Linked DNA regions of Homo sapiens: region 1 is linked to region 2. Evidence: chromatin loops called from intact Hi-C (ENCODE). Cell type or tissue: A673. All regions are shown on one strand. Links, peaks and the distances in the headings refer to the core of each region. The heading gives the core; the rest is flanking DNA.

Region 1 (4,392 bases), core at 316-4,315, 94 kb before region 2:
TCTAATCACTGCCATCAGAGGGGCACAAAGAATTGGGTTTGTGTTAGGCAGCCAGTCTGAAAAGACTGGGGATTTGAGACACATAAGATATTAAGCAGCACTTTCTTTGTCCAAATGTACCAAGCTCTCAGGGAGTTTTATAAGAGGCCAACTCATGAAGTCTTTTGTTGTCTGGATCAGTGCTGGGAAACTCCCATCCCAGTATTGCCTGCCTGATGTCAGAGATTAGTGGATTTATAAATAAAGGCGACTCACATTCCATGAGAGACCAGAGACATCGTCTGCACACTCTCCTTAATTTCCTGTGGCAACAAAGGTCTTTGCTTTCTTAGTCTATTTCTGAGAGTGAATTTTTAGATCATAGGGGCTGCATCTTCTGTGCCCACTCCAGAAATGTCCCTTGCATCCCTGTAAAGATTTATTCTAAGCCTGGAAAGTTACCTTCTAGTCTCTCCATCAAAAGGCTTAAGTGAACATTGGAATATATACACTAATGAAGATCCCAATTGTCAATGACCAAAAGACAGATCCTTTGAAATAGAAAGACTACTATATTTGAAAAAATTTTGAGAGAGCTTTCATTCTAAAACATCAACCTTTATGGGAAGATCAGGTAGAATGAAGAACCCAGAAAATTATGGCTAGCCTTAGAAATTCCCTTAACAAAATTAAAGAGCAAAAAACAGACCTAGAACACAAATTGAAACTCGATCCCACTATAAATCCTCCTTCTCCACCCACTTACACCCTGCTTTATCCCCAGCTCCCTGTCCCTGACCCACCAGAGGATCTATTGGATCTCAGGGTCCCTGATTTGAACCCCCCTCCTCAACATCCAGCCCTATCTCCTCAGCCTCTCCCTCCTATTCTGTCTCCTCAACAAAATTATTTGACTCCTTCAACCTCCCCAGAAAGCCCCTTAGATATACAGCTGCCTTCTTTAACCTTCTTTTCCCAGGGTGATTTACAAAAAGCCCTCTTGATCTCAAAATCCAAGGCATACAGTCATTTGTGTAAAACTTAACAACCAAGAAGTAAAACTGGCACAGATTCCAAGAACATGCGGCAAGGCTCACTTTTTTTCTGTCCCTTACAACCTCTCCTATTTCCCAGGGCCTTGGAATCAGACTCCATCAGCTCCAAATCTTCCTACGCAATGTTCTCTGTGAATGTATCTTAGACCCCCTACTCAAAGAATTTTTGTTTCCTGGACAGCAACAGATCTTTTAAATTATAAAGCCATTTTGTCTCCACTTTCAGAAGATCCTACCAAGTTTAGAGAAGAATAGGAGAAATCAGTGGCCATCCGTAATCCCATTCATAGGAACCTTGACTGGCTGCTAAGAGGTGTACTTCCCTCTCATGATCATACTGCAGTTAATAACTGGCCAGACAGGCCAGACAGCCCTCTGGGGAAAACCCCCTCCACAGAGGGAACAGATGGCCGGAGCCCCTCCCTGGCCCTCCTGCCAATGAGGAGATAGCTCAGCTAAGATGCTGATATTCAGGGCCTGATAGGGACAATATTAGAGGCTTTCCCTCCTAAGATGAATTGGTCTAGGTCAAATTGTGTATCCAGGAAGAGAGTGAGCACCCCAAGGCATTTGTCGAGAAATTTATGCAAGGTTTTCAAAGGCATACGGCATTAGATCCAGTAGCTCCAGAGCATAGAAATCTTCGAATTTCTGCTCTGGTTGGGAATCTTCTTCCTGATATAAAAAGTCAATTCAAAAATAGTATAGTTGTTTCGGTTGGTCAGTCTCTAAGCATTATAATAGAAGCAGCTACTCAATTCTTTGAAAATAGCTTGCAAGAAAATAAGGGGAAAAAATAAAATCAACAGTTCTTGTCTTGGAGCTTGAATTCTTACAAAAACAAAGGCAAGCCTCTAAGAATGATTCAAAGTCCTCTCATACCTTTGGTCAGCTACAAGGCTTTTCTAGTTTGCCTTCAGAAATTTGCAGATCCTGCAAAAAGCTGGGGCATTGGAAAAACTGCTGTCCTATAAAAAGAAAGAAAGAGAGAGAGAGGGAAGGAAGGAAGGAGGGAAGGAGGGAAGGAGGGAAGGAAGGAAGGAGGGAAGGAAAGAAGGAAGGAAGGAGAGAGAGAGGAAGGAAGGAAGGAAGGAAGGAAGGAAGGAAGGAAGGAAGGAAGGAAGGAAGGAAGGAAGGAAGGAAGGAACTCTCCCTAAAACCCAGCACCCTCAGAAGGCTCATTTTTCCCCTCCTGTGGCACGATACCCCATTGATTGGTGGGGTCAGCCGATTCTCCCTTGCACTCCAAAGCCCACCATTCAACTTAAAGTAGAGGATCAGGAACTGGATTTAATTGACACTGATAGGACTTCCTCTACTATTTGCTCAGTGGAATTATCTCTGCTTGTTACCTCTGATTCTATTCAAGCTACTGGGGTCTCTGGGCAACCTATTTTACTGCCCATATCTCAGGACATTCAAACATCCTTAGGCCCTCTTAACACCCACCGTGCCTTTCTAGTTTCTGACTCCTCACCTGCAAATCTTTTAGGTAGAAATTTATTATGTAAGTTTAGTGCTATGATACAATATAATAAAAAAGGCATTTTTATTTCCCTACATTCAGAACAAACTTCAAGCTTCCTGCTCTCTCAGGGAAACTCTTCTTGATTTAAATTCCTCTAAAGAAGATGCAATCTTAAAAGATGTCCCAGCTAGTCCCTAGGCTTCACATGCAAATGAGATTGGACTGCTACTGAGTACAGAACCTGTATGCATTGCAGAGAAAAGGAACAAATATTTCCCATCAGTAGCTCAGTGTCCCCTCTCATGAGATGCAGAGCAAGGAATCAAACATATCATAGACTCCCTTTTGCAATAAGACATGCTTATTTTTACCACTTCACCCTGTAACACCCCAATCTTACCAGTAAAGAATGAAGGAAAATTTGATTCAGATGGAAATCAAATCTATTGATTGGTGCAAGATATAAGAGCCATAAGCACCTTTGTAATTCCCCACCACCTTGTAATCCCCAATTTGGCTGCTATCCCTACCTCAATTCCTGGTGATACAGCCTGGTTTACAGTAGTTGACCTCTGCTCAGCTTTCTTTTTGATTCCATTGCACCCTGACTCACAGTTTCTCTTTGCATTTAGAGGAAGACAATTAACATGGACTCTCATGCTTTAGGGATATTGTGAGTACCCTTCAATATTCTCTCCAATCCTTAAAACCACTTGGATTGTAGCCTCTACCCAACGCTCCACCTTGTGCTTTGTAACCAAACTAAAGAAGATACCCCTACAGACTCTCTCAGTCTACTAAAAGTACTCACTGAACCATGCCATAAAGCCTCCAGGTCTAAACTTCAGTTTGTGCAAACAACGGTTACTTTCTTAGGACATGAAAGATCTCAGGGCACTCAGAAGTTCACCCCAAAATGCATCCAGTCAATTTTGTTCATCCCTTTCCCCAAGACAAAAAAGCAGCTGTGTAAGTTTCTAGGGGCAGCTGGCTATTGTCAGCAATGGATTCCTAATTTTGAGGCTATTGCCAAACCACTCTATGCCCTCTTTCTAGATGCCACTCCAGAGGCCACTCTGTGGCCTTCAGAAAAATTAACTTCTTTCAAAGCCTTGAAATTAGCATTGTCCTACCCCCTGCTCTTGGCTTACCTAATTTTGATAAGCCTTTTCACCTCTATTGTCATGAAAATAGTGGGGTTGCTGCAAGTATTCTAAGGTAACCCTTTGCCTCTCAAATACAACCTGTAGCATATTTCTCATGCCAATGGGATCCTGTGGCAGCAGGCACGCCCCCATGCCTGCATGCAGTAGCAGCGGCTGCCGCCCTAATTACTAAAGTCAGCACCCATACATTAGGCTCCCCCATCCACCTCGATGTTTCTCATGCTGTGTCTGCTCTCTTCCAAGTTCTTAAGATGCAGCACCTCTCTACACATGGACAGAGCACCTAGGAGCAAGCCCTGTGAACCAATCTCTCCATCATCTTATGCCTTTGTGACATTAAATCCTGCTACACTCCTACCCCTCCCTGATGATGAAGAGCCTCATTCCATTCCACTTGATTGCCTAGCAGCTATAGAAATGGGTTCAAAGCCATGAGGGGATCTCTCAGACTCTCCTTTAGACAACCTAGCCTTGCTGCTATTTTGTAATGGCTCTTGCAAATTTAATTTTAAGGGAAACATAATAACTGGCTATGCCATAGTTTCCCCACATGAAACGCTTGAGGAATACTCTTTGCTGACTATAAAGTCAGCCCAGGCTGCTGAACTTATAGCTGTTATTAGAGTTTGCACATTGGCAAAAGGAAAAACTGCCACTATTTACACTGACTCCAATATGCTCTTGGAGTCTGTCATGCTGTTGGCACAATCTGGAAATCCCGTGG
Region 2 (4,392 bases), core at 221-4,220:
GAATATGGCAGGACTAGGTAACGGTGTGTGACTGTCAATACTAGGTTATAAAAGGCATTGTGGTTTTCTCCTTGTGCTCTGTCTTGTGTTGCTCACTCTGAAGAAATCAGTTGCTATATCTTGAGAATACTCAAGTAGCCCTAATGAGGGGCCCACATGGTAAGAACATGGGGCCTCTTCCTAACAGCCAGCAAAGAACTGAGCCCTTCTGCCAACAGCCATGCATCTTGGAAGTGGATCCTCCAGCCCCCGTCAAGCCTTCAGATGACTGCAGCCTGGCTGACATCTTGAATGTAACTTTATGGGAAACCTTGATCCAGAACCACCCAGTTAAGCTGATTTCCTGATACACAGAAACAATGGCTTAGAAACATTATTATCCCACAAAATGTGGAAGTAATTTATTATGCAACAATAGACAATTATTTACTATTCTAGTACCTGCCAATCCAACAGCTACCAACTGAAGGTACTTGTAACTCTGTGCCTGAGGGGTTTCTCTGGCTGCTGCTACCCTCTCATTCATCATGCTGGGGCAGGCTAGAAGTATCAGAGAGTCAGCATTCTCAGAAGTAGATTTCAGTCAATCACTCAGAGAGTTTGGCGGACAAACATTTTCACCTTCTTCCCCCTGAATGTAGAAAACTATCTTCCAGAGTCCTCCAACAGAAGTGAGGCCCAGGTGCTCGCAGATAAGTAATCTGCTCTCATTTCATGTTCATCTTACCTTTCCAGTCCCTTATCCATAACTACTGATATAATCTCCTGAACAAAGTACTGCTACTCAAATCCTTGCCTCAGGGTCGGCTTTTGGGGTAACCTTACCTAAGATATCATCAGATAATTAAGTTCCAGCCTTTCTATTAAAATGAAATAAAATTATGGGAGAAAAAAATATACAGTAAGAAATTAAGAAAAATTTTTTTCTTAATAAGACAAGATGGCTGGGCATGGTGGCTCACACCTGTAATCTGAGCACTTTGGGAGGCTGAAGTGGGTGGATCGCTTGAGGTCAGGAGTTCGAGATCAGCCTGGCCAACATGGTGAAACCCTGTCTCTACTAAAAATACAAAAATTAGTCAGGCGTGGTGGCGCATGTCTGTAGTCCCAGCTACTAGGGAGGCTGAGGCACCAGGAGGCAGAGGTTGAAGTGAGCCAAGATTGTGCTACTACACTCCAGCCTGGGCGACAGAGCAAGACTATGTCTCAAAAAAAGAGACAAGACTATTATCGATCACATAATATCTTCTAGTACAAATGTGTCCCCTCACCACCATGAAATCTACAGCTCATTGCTAAAGATTAAATGGAAAAAGAAAGAGGGCTGATGACACAGTATAGCAGAGATCTCTAGATTGGGGTGATGATCTTGAAGAAAGTGCTCTGGGTAAAACATTCTTTTGATAAACTTCTCCACCCTCCTCCATTCTATCTGGTTTGCGTGAGGATTGCCTATAACAAGATTTTCTGAATTGGAATTAAGAAAATATATTTCACTGGCTGCTCCAGGATTCACATATATGAATATGAATGTGGTAACTTTCCCAGTTTCACCAATAGAGAAATATGGGCCTTGATTTTTGCCTTAAGGAGAAAGATAGCCTGAGAGAACAAAGCTGAAACAAAGAGAGAAGCAGAGAAGGAAGGAGAAGAGTAAGGGTCAGCTAGCATTTCAACTCCTGGTTCCTGAAGCCAGTAATATATCTGGCTCTCTTACAGACAGTTTACATAAGCCAATAAATCCCTCTTTTGCTTCATCTTATTTTGGGCTGCAAATGAAAGAAACCCAAGACGTGAATACTAATTAATACATCTTACTTTAATAATCCCCAAATAATCAGACATTCCTCTTCTTGAACCTCCAGCTCCCAAACTGGTCTTAATCAGGCTAATTGAGCTTAATTTAAAGGTCAACTTTCACCTAAAAAGAAGATGCACTAAAAACTTATGGCAGATGCTTTGCACAGAGAATTTTTAAAACCTGTCATTTAACCCTCACGATTATCTTTCAATGATATTCCTGTATCATACATCAGGAAATCAAGGCTCAGAGAAGTTAGGAAAGATTTGCCAAAGGTTGTCTAACTGGTAGTGATAGAACTACAGATGGTCACAAAACACTAGGCTGGAAAAGGAGAAAGGCCCAGGCCTTCAGCTTCTCCCTGGTGTCATTTATCTCAAACCCTGACCCTTAAGACTGCAAGATCGTATTTAACACCTGTTGTTATTTTTTGCATTTATGTATTCCACAAGGGTAACCCTAAAATGAATCCACTTTGCACTCACAAAAAGAAGACATGACATGCAGCAGCCAGGGAGGTGTACCACTCGTATCCCCCTCCAAGAAAGTACTTGTCATTCCCCTGTAAAAAAATGCAGTTAGCTGACAGTTTCCAGCTTTTGAGCCAAGGCTATGCTTCCTGGGAAGCCCCAGCTGATGACTGAGCTCGGCAGGAGCCCTGCCATTTCCTGTGCACCATGGGACTTCTCTAATGAACTGTCTTTGCTCTGGGGCTCCCCACTGGGTTGGCCAAAATTTTGTCATATTTGCATGGCAGTCTGAAGCTCTTTTGCCTAGTCCTGCTTTTTTCCTTCTTTCTTCAGGAGTCGGATCAGTATCATAGTCTGGAAGCTGTGCCTGCCCAATCCTGCCTCCTCTCTGTTTTCCACACGGACATTTACCCCTCAATAAACTGCTTGCATTTTTGATTCCATCTCAGTTTCTGTTTCCTGGAGGACCCAACTGGCACACTAAACTGTGAGTGAACGAGCAAGAGAAGCAGAATTCAAGGGAAAATAGTTCTTTTGCAAGACATATTTTCCTATAGATAAGGCAGCTGTGGTAGACCTTTGTAATTCTAGTTCAGTAAAGCAGATTGTGCTGAATATGCCAAACGGCTTCTCTTAGCTGGAGGGAGTGCCTCCCTGAGACCTGTCAGGCAATAGTATTTATGCGACCATTTCTACTATCTTAGTGACCCAGTCCCTCTTTATGTGGATGATTGCTTTGCAGCCCTGCCATAGGTATTTACCATCAGGGCTATTATAGCCTACTGAGTCATCCAGGAGAGAAATCCAAGTTGATAATTAACATCCTGAGGAAGGTAATTGTGAAACACTTAAGCATGGGGCTATAACTTCTGGCTCAGTGTCAGTAAGGACAACCTGTAGGGCATATCATACTTAATGAGTCAGTAGCTACCTAAGATGATTATAAAAACCCAAAGCATATTATTTTTATTGCTGTGTGCAGGAGCTGCAGATTATGTCCTTTTGACCTATTTTGTGTTTTCATTCCCAGCTAAATAATAACCATTCGAGAGTGGAGGAGATGAATGATTCTTCTCATTATTAGGAAATGCTATATATCTGCAGTATGTTTTTCTAAATAGAAAACTTGTAGGGTAGGAGCTTTTCTCCTTTCCCTCATGAGTTAATGTTCTGTTTTAATTATGAACGTGATTCTCCTTCTTAGAGTTAGTGGAAAGTAGTAGACAAATGCACATCACAGTCCATAGACAGAGCATGCATTGATAACAAAAGGGTCAGAGGTTGGGTTTGACCTTGGAAAGAAAAGTTGGAGCAGCACCCTTCAAACAAAAGGGGCAACACATTCACGGACAAGGCAACTATTCAACCGAAGTTTTACAGTCTCCCTCAACTGTTCTGCTAGTTTCAATCACTGATGGTTTAAATGTAACCGTCCATTACTCCCAGAAGGATGTTATTTCATCTCTACTCATTTCTGATAGTTTCTTCTCCTTCTTGTCTATGCTGCAGTCTACATGCTCTATTTACCAGGTACACAAAGTAGATGACTTTTACCATAGTATAATGGTATCAGTTCAGGTCCTCTGGTAAGCAGACATCAAGGACAAGTTAGCAGTATAAGATGTGTATTGGGGAGTAATGCCTGTGAAAAATGACTGGAGAGAAAGCAGGAGTAGACATAGAAAGTCATAGAAAGATCATGATGCCAATCAGACTCGTGATTGAGTGTGGCTTTTGTTGCAGGAAAAAAAAATCAGACTCGTGAAAGGAAAGAAGGAAGAGGACAGAATCTGGCAGGCAGAACCTCAGAATGCAATGCAAATGTGGTTAACGCAATAGACAGCACAGAAACAAAGGGTGTCCAATAGCAGAGGCCCACACTGGGCAGAGAGGCTAGGCCCTAGTATATCCTCACCATGCTCAGTCTCAGTCATTGTGTCGGGGGCTGCCTGAGAAAAACATGGTCTTCGCTCAAACACTGCAGTGGATCCCAAAGGTGAAGCAGCTGGAGGCTGTCAGCTAGCTGTCCTTCTTGCCTTGCAGCTGATCAGCAAGTTCTTCATTGAAAGGAAATCCAAGAAGCACGCCTCCACAGCCACTAGGATAATCTAGTCTCTTGGG

The links. Hi-C counts contacts between places; a loop is a spot of excess contacts. Peaks named below come from ENCODE experiments on the same cell type or tissue, not always from the same donor. Only the 100,000 strongest peaks of a DNase experiment are listed, where the experiment ranks them.
Region 1: it touches region 2 in a loop (7-fold over the local background); 1 of 110 quality-filtered maps calls a loop at or near these places.

What each region holds. Positions count from the first base shown.
Region 1 is chrX:43,454,837-43,459,228 of GRCh38, forward strand. No RefSeq gene overlaps it. Among named protein-coding and RNA genes, the nearest start is that of MAOA, 200 kb to the right of the region's middle. In A673, for the core only: no CTCF peak of the experiment used is centred there; a DNase peak (open chromatin) is centred at 2,265; H3K27ac peaks cover 3,076 bases.
Region 2 is chrX:43,549,324-43,553,715 of GRCh38, forward strand. No RefSeq gene overlaps it. Among named protein-coding and RNA genes, the nearest start is that of MAOA, 100 kb to the right of the region's middle. In A673, for the core only: no CTCF peak of the experiment used is centred there; a DNase peak (open chromatin) is centred at 2,468; H3K4me3 peaks cover 800 bases; H3K27ac peaks cover 2,897 bases.